Regions from separate parts of the Homo sapiens genome. Here region 1 is linked to region 2. A link is an interaction called in ENCODE POLR2A ChIA-PET data of the cell type or tissue named here. Cell type or tissue: PC-9. All regions are shown on one strand. Each heading gives the region's core, and the rest is flanking DNA. Links, peaks and the distances in the headings are about the cores only. Region 1 overlaps RIPOR3 (RIPOR family member 3). Region 2 has its middle 17 kb from the start of PTPN1.

Region 1 (5,372 bases), core at 114-5,113, 140 kb after region 2:
GTACTGTGCCCAGCTCACAGGTCAGCAAGCTGAGGTCCCATGAGGTTAGGGGACCTGATGGGGGACAGTGATGGGAATGGAATTCGAACCCAGGTGTCTGTACTCTGCACTCTGTGCTCAGGTCCTTAGTGCCGGGCAATGCTGCCTCCCAGAGCAAGGGGACAGCACCTCCTGAACACAGCCCTCTCACCCCCCGAGCTTCTCCTCTCCCCTCCTCCAGCCCTCCCTGAGCACCTAACACAGGTGAACTCTGCAAGGCAGGCCAAGTCCCCCCATCCTCAAGGGCTCCAGCCCAGCAGGGAGGCCCACCTACTGCCGAACAGTTACGATACAGAGTCCATGCTGGAGTTATGGGGGTCCCAGGGGGAATCTGACCCAGCCATGAAGAGGCGCCCAAGAGCTGAGTAGGAAGGCTGACGTGGGGTGAAGGGGAAGGGTGTCTAAGGCCGAGGGAACAGCCTGGGCAAAGGCCAGGATGCATGAGGGGACTTGGTGTCATCCAGAAACAGCAAGAAGCTCAGTGGGCTAAAGACGAGGTCAGAGAGGCCGGCAGGGCTCAGGTCCCAAGAGGCATTGGTAGCCCCAAGCAGGGGCTTGGCCTTACAATGGGGCAAGGGTGACTGGGAGCCATGGGAGGGCTTTCAGCAGGGGGTGGAAAAGTCCAATTCACATGAAGCCAGACTGCTGGTGTCAAGGGCTGCTTCCACCCCGATCCATTGCCCAGTCTCCGACCCGCCCTGCAATGGGGCCAACCCCGAGCCCTGGCTGTCTTCTCTTTTTTCCAAACCATCTCTAGATTGAGAAAATGCCACCCTATCCCTTGGGAATATAGGTCAGCATCTTCCAGCAAGGGCAGCTGGAAAGTTCTGCTTCATATCTAACCTAAATCTCTGCTGCTACAGTTTCATACTTTGCTCCTTTGCCAGGGTGGTGTCAATCCAAGGATTCCAGGGACCCCATTGCCCAGACAAAACCTACGAAAAAGCTCCAGTCCACCTCATCTTCCTGCACGATGAGACCCCCATGTTCCAACATCTCTTTCCCCCAGGGGCCAAGTCCACCCCACTACACCTCTGCTCACTTGGGGGTCTCTGCCTGGAAAAACTTCCTGTATCGAGCCACATCTGCCCAGCATCTACTACTGCACCTCCTGGCAGATCTGTGCAGCCTCCACAAGCCTCCTCCTCCCATATATCCCCCACCCCACAGCCCCACATGTGCCGTACATAGGAAAGCTTGGCAACAAAGAAGGTGGACCTGGGCTCAAATCCCAACTGTGCCACTCAGGCTCTGGGCCTCAGTGATCACAAGAGTAAAAGGGGAATTCAGAAAGAACCTCCCACGGAGACTGCTGGAAGGACCAAGGAAAGCATGTCCCGAGAGCCCACAGTGTGCAAGAGACATGTCGGAAGAGCTGGCTGTCTCTGTGCAATTGGCTAAGACCCCAGCTCTGCAGGTGAGCCAGGTGACCCAGATAAGCCAGGTGACCCAGGGAGAGCCAAGTGAGAAGTGAGCGGCTTCTAGCCCGGATGGAGGAAGGTGGCAAGCATTTGCTGACCACTCGCTGTGTGGCAAGCCTGGTGCCCCATGAGTGGCTACGAATCCATGAACAGCTATGAACCCATGCCCAGCAGTGCTGTGTACAGATGGGGAAGTTGAGGCATCATTCATCAAGTGCTCATTACTAAGCTGGCCCTGCACTAAATGCTTTATGTAAATTATGAAATCCATACAACCCTCTTAAGAGCAGGAGCTTTTGATGATCTAATTCCATAGATGAGGAAACTGAGGCTCAGAGAGGTGATGAGACTAGCCCAGGAGCCCCAGCAGGGCACCTGAGCACTGGGTTTAGAACCCGAGGATGCCCGATGTCAGAGCTTGTCTTACCTGCGGTCAGGAGAGCCTTGCACTGGGGCCTTGCCCCTGCCCCCATAAAGAGGTCCCCTACAGTCCCCTCCTGTGCTGTGCTGAGCCAGCTTGTACCAGCTCCCAACAGTCAACTGGGCCAGGCACAGTGGCTCACACCTGTAATCCTAGCACTTTGGGAGGCCGAAGCAGGCAGATTGCCTGAGCTCAGGAGTTCAAGACCAGCCTGGGCTACATGGTGAAGCCCCGTCTACTAAAATACAAAAAATTAGCCAGGCTTGGTGGCAGGCGCCTGTAATCCCAGCTACTCGGGAGGCTGAGGCAGGAGAATCACTTGAACCTGGGAGGTGGAGGTTGCAGTGAGCTGAGATCATGCCACTGCACTCCAGCCTGGGCAACAGAGCAAGACTCTGACTAAAAAAAACAAAAAACAAAAAACAAAAAATAGTCAATTGTTAAATGTTCAGGAATTTTGTGAGCCTGTTGACATCACGTTGGTGGTTTGAAATCAGCCACAGTAAACGTATTTACACCACAGAAAGCGGCAAGTTCTACAAGTTAGGGTTTCTGTCTGCTGGTTGTTAAACACGTATGAGCTCCTCACTGCTGTTACCCCTATCAGCACCTATGCAGGGCCTGAGAAGCTGCTCAAACTGCTTGATCCCCCCAGCCAAGCCAGGCAAGAGAATAAGGACGGAGTAGGGAGGGATTCCCAAAGGTGAGTAGTTGAGACGTACTCCGGAGCCAGCCTGGGCACTGGAGCCGGAAGGGGCTTCCCCGGCCCCTCCCTCTGCACCTTCCCATCAGAAGCCTTCTGGGCCGTTCCTGGAGCTTCACCCCAGTCACTCCACTTCAAGGTCAGAGAGAAGGACAATTGCTAAGCAGTTCCTCCCGATGCAAAGCTCAAAACAAGCCCCAGGTCCTCCTGCTCAGTGTGAGAGAGAGGACGACGAAGGAGGGAAACTAAGGCTCGGAGCAGACCTGCAGAACCTGACAGCGGATTCATCACTCATAGCACTGTGAGGTTCAATGGCCCCATTTTTCATATGAGGAAAGAAAGGCTCTGAGAGGTGAGAGGCGACTCAGGGACACACATATTTCTTTCTTTATTTCCTTTTCCTTCTTTCTTTCTTTTCTTTTTTTTTTTTTTTTTTTTAGACAGGGTCTGACTCTATTGCCCAGGCTGGCGTGCAGTGACACGATCTCAGCTCACTGCAACCTCCACCTGCTGGGCTCAAGCCATCCTCCCACATCAGCCTTTCACGTGGCTGGGACTACAGGCACACACCACCATTCCCAGCTAATTTTTGTATTCATTGTAGAGATAGGGTTTCGCCATGTTGTCCAGGCTGTTCTCGAACTCCTGAGCTCAAGCGATCCACCCACCTCAGCTTCCCAAAGTGCTAGGATTATAGCCGTGAGCCACCGCGCCTGACCAGGACACTCATTTTTCAAACTGAAGTCTGGCTCTTCCTTCTTCCACGTGCCATGGCCACATGGATTGGCTTCCTGGCTAAACCCTCCTCATCTTTCAGCCCAGATGTCCCCTCCCCCAGGAAGCCTTCCTGGACACCTCCCCACTCCTAGCTGTGTCTGGTGTTTCCTCTGGATGCCCCTGACCTCCTCTGTTATAGTGGACTGTGAATGGTGACTTGTCTATCTCTCCATCCTAGACAGGGAGCTCCCTGCAGGCAGGGACCAGGTGCATGGAAGATTCATAACACATCTTTATTGAACCAGAAAACAATGAAGGAAAGGTTGACGCTGCTTCCCCTACTTCACCAGGCTGTGCAGCCCAAGAGGAAGGTGCTGGAATAATAACAGTAATACTAATACTAATAACCACTATGTGCTAGACTCTAAGGCAAAGATGGACAAATGTTTTCTGTAAAAAGCCAGATAGAAAGGCTGAGCGCAGTGGCTCACACCTGTAATCCCAGTACTTTGGGAGGCCAAGGTGGGTGGATCACCTGAGGTCAAGAATTCAAGATCAGCCTGGACAACATGGTGAAACCCTGTCTCTACTAAAAACACAAAAATTAGCCGGGCGTGGTGGCGCATGCCTGTAGTCCCAGCTACTCTGGAGGCTGAGGCAGGAGAATCACCTGAATCCGGGAGGCAGAGGTTGCAGTGAGCCGAGATCAAGCCACTAAACTCCAGCCTGGACAACAGAGCTAGACTCCATCTCAAAAACAAACAAACAAACAAAAAGCCAGATAGTAGATATTTTTGGTTTTTCAGGCCATACAGTTTTTGTCACAACTACTCAGTTCTAGCATTTTAGAGCAAAACCAGCTGCAGACATTATGTAAAGGAATTATGCCATGGCTGTGTTTCAGTAAAACTTTATTTACAAAAGCTGCAGCAGCTGTTGAGGATGATGGGTGGCCCTGCCTCTGACCCTTGGGTAGCCAGCACTGCCTGCTACCTGCTCTGAGGACTTAAAATTCTCATTTCATTCTCCCAACACCATATGAGACAAGTACTATTACTATCCCCATTTTGCAGATAAGGAAACCGAGGCTCATGCCAGGCGTGGCGACTCACGCCTATAATTCCAGCACTTTGAGAGGCTGAGATGGGCGGATCACTTGAGCCCAGGAGTTCGAGACCAGCCTGGGTCTCATAGTGAGACCCGGTCCCCACAAAAAATACAAAAATTACCCAGATGTGGTGGCGTGCACCTGTAGTCGAGCTACTGCGGCAGGCTGAGGTGGGAGGATCATTAGAGACCTCCCAGCAAGTCGAGGCTGCAGTGAGCTGAGACTGCACCACTCCAGCCTGGCTAACACAGTGAGACCCTGTCTCAAAAGAAGGAAAGGAAGGAAAGAAGGAAAGGAAAAAGGAAAGGAAGAAAAGAAGGAAACCGAGGCTCAGAGAGGACGGAAATGAGTCCTCCGAGGTCACACAGGTAGGAAATGCCAGAGCTGAAACTGGACCGGGGCGCGCTGGACTCCAAAGCCTGGCTTCGGGACTCCGCTGTGCTTGCTCCCGCAGCTCTGCTGAGGACACGCCCCCCTCCCAGGAGCCAGACCTCCTCCAGCGGGGAAGAGGCCCCAGAATGGAAATAGGATTGGGAGGGGGACCTGCCAAGCTAGAAAGATAGCCCTGGGTGGTGGCCGAGAAAAATCAAGCCCAACCTCTTTTGGCTTCAGGGTGTTGCAGCCCCAGCCCCTGTGGGCCCCCTTGGGGCCTGCGGACCGCGACAGTTCCCAGGCAGCTCAGCTGCGCCCCCTCCCGGCTGGGCCTGGTGGGGCTGATCCATGACGTTGACTTGGAGTCCAGCCAAGCAGTGTTTCTTGTGGTAAAAGAAACAGACCTCCCCCTGGATGATTGGGGATGGGATGGCCAGGCTGAGACCCACAATCTCAGGAGCCTTCAGCGGACAGCTCCTGACAAGTCCAGTTTGTCACCTGCGACCAAGGGTGACATTCCTGATGTTTAAGCAATGGCACAGCAGCAAATGGAGGCTGGGTGCTGGAGCAGGGTCTTGAAGACCCTGTCCC
Region 2 (5,372 bases), core at 241-5,240:
CAAAATGAACTAATACAATTAGTAAATATGAAAATAGAAATATCTTTATTTTATATGTATATTATATTGATGTATTTTTCTGGTTATCAATTGCTGCATGACAAACTACCTCAAAACCTAGTGGCTTAAGCCAGGTGTGGTGGCTCACGCCTGTAATCCCAGCACTTTGGGAGCCGAGGTGGGCGGATCGCGAGGTCAGGAGATCGAGACCACCCTGGTTAACACGGTGAAACCCCGTCTCTACTAAAAATACAAAAAATTAGCTGGGCGTGGTGGCGGGTGCCTGTAGTCCCAGCTACTCGGGAGGCTGAGGCAGGAGAATGGCGTGAACCTGGGAGGCGGAGCCTGCAGTGAGCCGAGATCATGCCACTGCACTCCAGCCTGGGCAACAGACGTAAACACCGTCTCAAAAAAAAAAAAAAAAAAAAAAAAACCTAGTGGCTAGTGGCTTAAAAACAACAATTATTTATACCACTCACAGTTCTATGGGTTGACAGCTTAGCTGAGTGGCTCTCACATGGGGGTCTCTCATGCAGTTGGCTACTGGAGCAGGAAGTCCAGAACTGACCCAGCATCATTTCCACTATTTTCTATTGGTCAAAACAGTCACAAGGTCAAGCCCAGGCCAAATTCAAGGGGGCTGAGGATTAGACCCCCTATCTCAAGGAGGAGTGGCACACACATATGGGGAGGGAAGGAATTGATGACAGTCATCTCTAAAGTCAAGCTACCAGGCTGGCCAACACAGTGAAAGCCTGTCTCTACTAAAAATACAAGAATTAGCTGGGTATGGTGGCACATGCCTGTGATCCCAGCTACTCGGGAGGCTGAGGCAGAAGAATCACTTGAACCCGGGAGGTGGAGGTTGCAGTGAGTCAAGATCGTGCCACTGCCCTCCAGCCTTGGCAACAGAGCAAGACTCCATCTCCAAAAATATACACAAAAATAATAAAGTCAAGCTAATATATATCATACTGTCCCTCTCCCCACCCCTCCCCCATATCATTCCAGGATGTCTCCCTCTTCTTTGTAAGGAATGTCACTGAGGAAGTTCATCCCAGTTGAGGTGGGCTTTTTTGTTGTTGTTGCTTGTTTAACATCCGTTCCACTTCCCATGCCAGTATCCCAAGCTTCCTGTGGAGGAGCTTCAGGTCAACCACAGTGCCTTGTCCTCTACTATTCTGTAAATGGGTATGTAACCCAGGCCAAGCCAAACAAACCCTCTCTGAAATTTCAATCTCAAACAGAATGACAAAAAAAAGTTCTGAAAGAAAGTTTGCAGTGGAAACTGTGGATGACTCTCACCAGGCTATTATATCCCAGGAGCAGGGATGTGCCTGATTTGTCTAAGCCAAGGTTTCTCAATATCAGGACTGTTGATATTTGGGGAGAGTTCATTCTTTTCTGTGTGCAAGGGATGGGAAGGAGCTGTCCTGTCCATTATAGGATATATAGATGCAGCCCCAGATTCTACCCACGAGATGCCACTAGCACCTCTCCTAGTTATGATAACCAAAAATGTCTTCACACGTTGTCAAATGTCCCCTGGGGGCCAAAATCATCCCTTGTGCCTCTTGCTGATGATTGGTTCAGGAGTGAACAGGCCCAAGCCAGTTTTGCCCAATAGGACACCAGGGGAGCTGGCTGCAGTGGCTTACACTTGTATTTCCAGCACTTTGGGAGGCTGAGGTGGGAGGATCATTGAGGCCAGGAGTTCAAGTTCAGCCTGAACAATATAGTGAGACCCTGTCTCTACAAAAAAAAAAAAAAAAAGTTTTAATTACCTGGGTGTGGTGGTGCACTCCTGTAGTCCCAGCTATTCAGGAGGCTGAGGTGGGAGGATTGCTTGAGCCCAGGAGGTTGATGCTGCAGTGAGCCATGATCACGCCACTACACTCCAGCCTGGGCAACACAGTGAGACCCTGCCTCAAAAAAAAAAAAAAAAAAAGACACCAGGATAGATTTCTTGGGGACTTCTGGCAGTAACATTTCCTTACTCTCAAGAGAGAGCTATGGGGAGACACTCCCTCTCTTTCGCACTGGATGATTTAGCAAATGATCTTACCGTCATAATCACTACTGGCAGCGTGCCCCGTTTTGCAGCCACAGGGAACCAGTTTTCAGATAAAGCCAACACATGGATAGTAATGGGAAGAAAGAGAGAGAACCCTGGATCTCAATTACATTCTTGAACCTCTGAATCAACCAACCTTGGTGTTGCCCTTCCTACAATAAACTCCCTTACTGCTTAAGCCAGGTTGAGTTGAGTTTTCTGTTACTTGCAGCCAAAGCGTCCTGAGTGCCGCACCCTCAGAGCTGAAGAGCACACTCGTGAGTTGATGCCAGCAAGATCCCCCAGCGCATCATGTGGCCAATTCTTTCTAAACTTGGTTTCAGAGCTTTCTTGCTCCATTTCTAAAAAGCACCTTATATCCTTCTAACAAATTCCTTTTCTGTTTCTGTTGGTAAGAACCAGTTTCTTTTTCCTTCTTTCTTTCTTTTCTTTTTTAGACGCAGTTTCGTCCTTGTTGCCCAGGCTGGAGTGCAGTGGCGCCATCTCGGCTCACTGCAACCTCCACCTCCCAGGTTCAACCGATTCTCCTGTCTCAGCCTCCCGAGTAGCTGGGATTACAGGCGCCCGCCACCAGGCCCAGCTAATTTTTTGTGTTTTTAGTAGAGATGGGGTTTCACCATGTTGGCCAGGCTGGTCTTGAACTCCTAACCTCAGGAGATCCGCCTGCCTCGGCCTCCCAAAGTGCTGGGATTATAGGCATGAGCCACCACACCCGGCCTGACCAGAACCAATTTCTGTGATATGCAATGGAAGAATTCTGTTACCTCAGTTGGCTAATTTCAGCAAAAAGCCCCAACATTCTTAGTCATCATAAAACTCGTTTGCTGAGTATGACTGACTCACCTGGTATTTCATAAAGTGCTACTTATGAGACCCACAAGAAAGATTAAGCCTCATGTGAACAGGCTGATGGGAAATCCACACAGAAAATATTTTGATAAGTTCTAAAGCAGCACCACATGCTTTAGAAGGTCATGCCAAAGGCAGTCCAATGGGGTCATCCCAGTGCATCCTAAGGACCACCAGCTCCAGCAGGAGAATTAGGTAAAAGGGCAAGGAGAACAGCACACAGGGTCACAGAGACCCTGGCTCCACCACCAGCTCGCTCTGTAACCCTGTGGGAGTGAGTTGAGGGAGTGCGTTGCTTCTCCCTCTGAGCCTCAGTTGCCTCATTTGTCAAACAAGCATTCACTTCTCAGGGCTGATGTGAACTTTAACTGAGGTGACACATGTCTAACTGGTTCAGGGGTACGTCTCAACTTGTTGAGGTGTAACTACGAAACCACTTTATTTTTACAATAATTGCTACCAAATGGTCTCTGTTGAAATTTCCTTTTTCCCTCTGGGGAATGATCAGAATAACAGAGTAGTGGTAGTAGAGGCAGGAGCAGAGGTAGCGGCAAGCTCCCAGGTGGCCCCGCCTCTGTGCCAGGCACTTGCCTAAGCTCTTGGCATATATTACTCACCAAATCTTCACAATGAGCTTCTGAGGTAGGGACCAATAGTTATCTCCATTTTACAGAAATAGAGAAAAAAGAACTTAAATGAGTTGCCCAAAGTCACGGAGCTATTAAAGAATGGGCTTCCTCAACCAGCCTCTCAACAATTCCATAGCATGCCTGACTGACTCTTTGGTTACCAAAGCTGTCTATTTCAGGTCTTAAAACCCAAATCTCCTCCAATTAGAATGTCAGTCTCAACCAGTGAAGCACAACGAGACCCAGTCTCATGGTCATGATGTCGAACAAACGAAGACAGACACCAAAAAGCATGCACGGCATGATTCCATTTATGTGAAGTTCAAAAACAGGCAAAAGCAATCCAGGGTGTTAGCAGGATAGTGGTCACCCTTGGCAAAGGGTAGTGACTAGGAGGGTTACTAGGTAGCTTTCTGAGGGGCTGGGAGAGTTCTGTATCTTGATCTGGGTGCAGGTTATGTGAGCATGTTTAGTCTGGGGAAATTCACTGAGCCGTGCACTTATGATATATCTGTGTGCATGTACACACATATACTTTTCTGTATGTGTTTTATAGTTCAATATAAATTTCCTTGGAAAAAACTTCATTCTCAGATCTGATTCAAAGTTCTTTTAGATCCCCTGGCCCCATGTCACCCAGTTCAAGCCAGACTCATGATTCTAGTGGCTTGGAGCTGGGACAATGGGTAGGGGGAGCAGGAGAAGCAAGACGTGCTCTCTTTCCCCTTCTCCTTGACGCCCACGGTAGAATGGGCATAAGGATGGGCTGCCATTCTGCTGAAATGGCTCCACAGCGAGCCGTGAAGGAAGGTGGCTGACCCCAACTGCTGAATGACCTTTGAACTTAGGCCAAGAGACTCAGAGCACCCCTAACATCATCCTGTTGCACATGTAAAGTGCCTAGCACAAAGCAGGTGTGTAATGGGGGGGGAGGTGCTAGATGGAGATGCAATATTTTTGATATCTTGAGGACTAAAAGTCGGGATGATCTGCTCTTTCAAATATGCCAGAAATTTTTGGATTCATAATCAGTTGAATAATTGATTTCTATTTGAAGCCTTTTAGTTAGACAAAAGGAAAAGTGATAAGTCTGCCATCTTCATCTGAGTTCCTCCAGAAGCCAACTCTGAGACAAGGATTTAAATGCAAGTAATTTATTCCTGAGGAGATCCTTGGAGGCAGCAGGTGAGGAGTGGGGAAGTGACCACGAAGTTTCTGATTTAGGACAGTGGTGAAAAGTTGATGCAGGTGGCTTCTAAAAGATCTTGACTTCCAAGGCAACTAGGGCTCTGGGGAAGGAATATGGCTGAACTTCAGACCCATAGGGCTACAGGAAGATAGAGACAGAAGACAAAGACCATGTACCAGTTAGCATGCTCTCAACTGCAAGTAGCAAGCCAATCCAAAGTGGCTTAAACAGTAAAAATGCTCCTGATGTCTTCAAATAATGTCTTCAAATAATGTCTGGGAAGGGACATGAATGAGCATGTGGGCCAGTGGGGCTCAAACCCACCCATGTAAGGGCCATGCCTCCACATTGCCATACCTGAGAAGCAAGGAGCTGGGGTATTTATCTCTTTCGCACTTTGGGAGGCTGAGCGGGCGAATCACCTGAGGTCAGGAGTTCAAGACCAGCCTGGCCAACATGGTGAACCCTGTCTCTACTAAAAATACAAAAAGTTAGCTGGGCGTAGTGGCACATGCCTGTAATCCCAGCTACTTGGGAGGCTGAGGCAGGAGAATCACTTGATCCCAGGAAACAGAGCTTGCAAAGAGCCAAGATTGTGCCACTCCAGCCTGGGCAACAGAGTGAGACTCTG

The links. ChIA-PET counts read pairs that join two places held together with the same protein. Peaks named below come from ENCODE experiments on the same cell type or tissue, not always from the same donor. Only the 100,000 strongest peaks of a DNase experiment are listed, where the experiment ranks them.
Region 1: POLR2A ChIA-PET joins it to region 2 with 24 read pairs; 4 of 35 experiments call an interaction of 5 or more read pairs at or near these places.

The regions. Positions count from the first base shown.
Region 1 is chr20:50,630,979-50,636,350 of GRCh38, forward strand. All of the region lies in intron 1 of RIPOR3 (RIPOR family member 3), which reads right to left. Among named protein-coding and RNA genes, the nearest start is that of RIPOR3-AS1, 12 kb to the right of the region's middle. In PC-9, for the core only: a CTCF peak has its summit at 5,110 (motif pointing left); a DNase peak (open chromatin) is centred at 5,113; H3K4me3 peaks cover 472 bases.
Region 2 is chr20:50,490,277-50,495,648 of GRCh38, forward strand. No RefSeq gene overlaps it. Among named protein-coding and RNA genes, the nearest start is that of PTPN1, 17 kb to the right of the region's middle. In PC-9, for the core only: no CTCF peak of the experiment used is centred there; a DNase peak (open chromatin) is centred at 2,905; H3K27ac peaks cover 1,908 bases.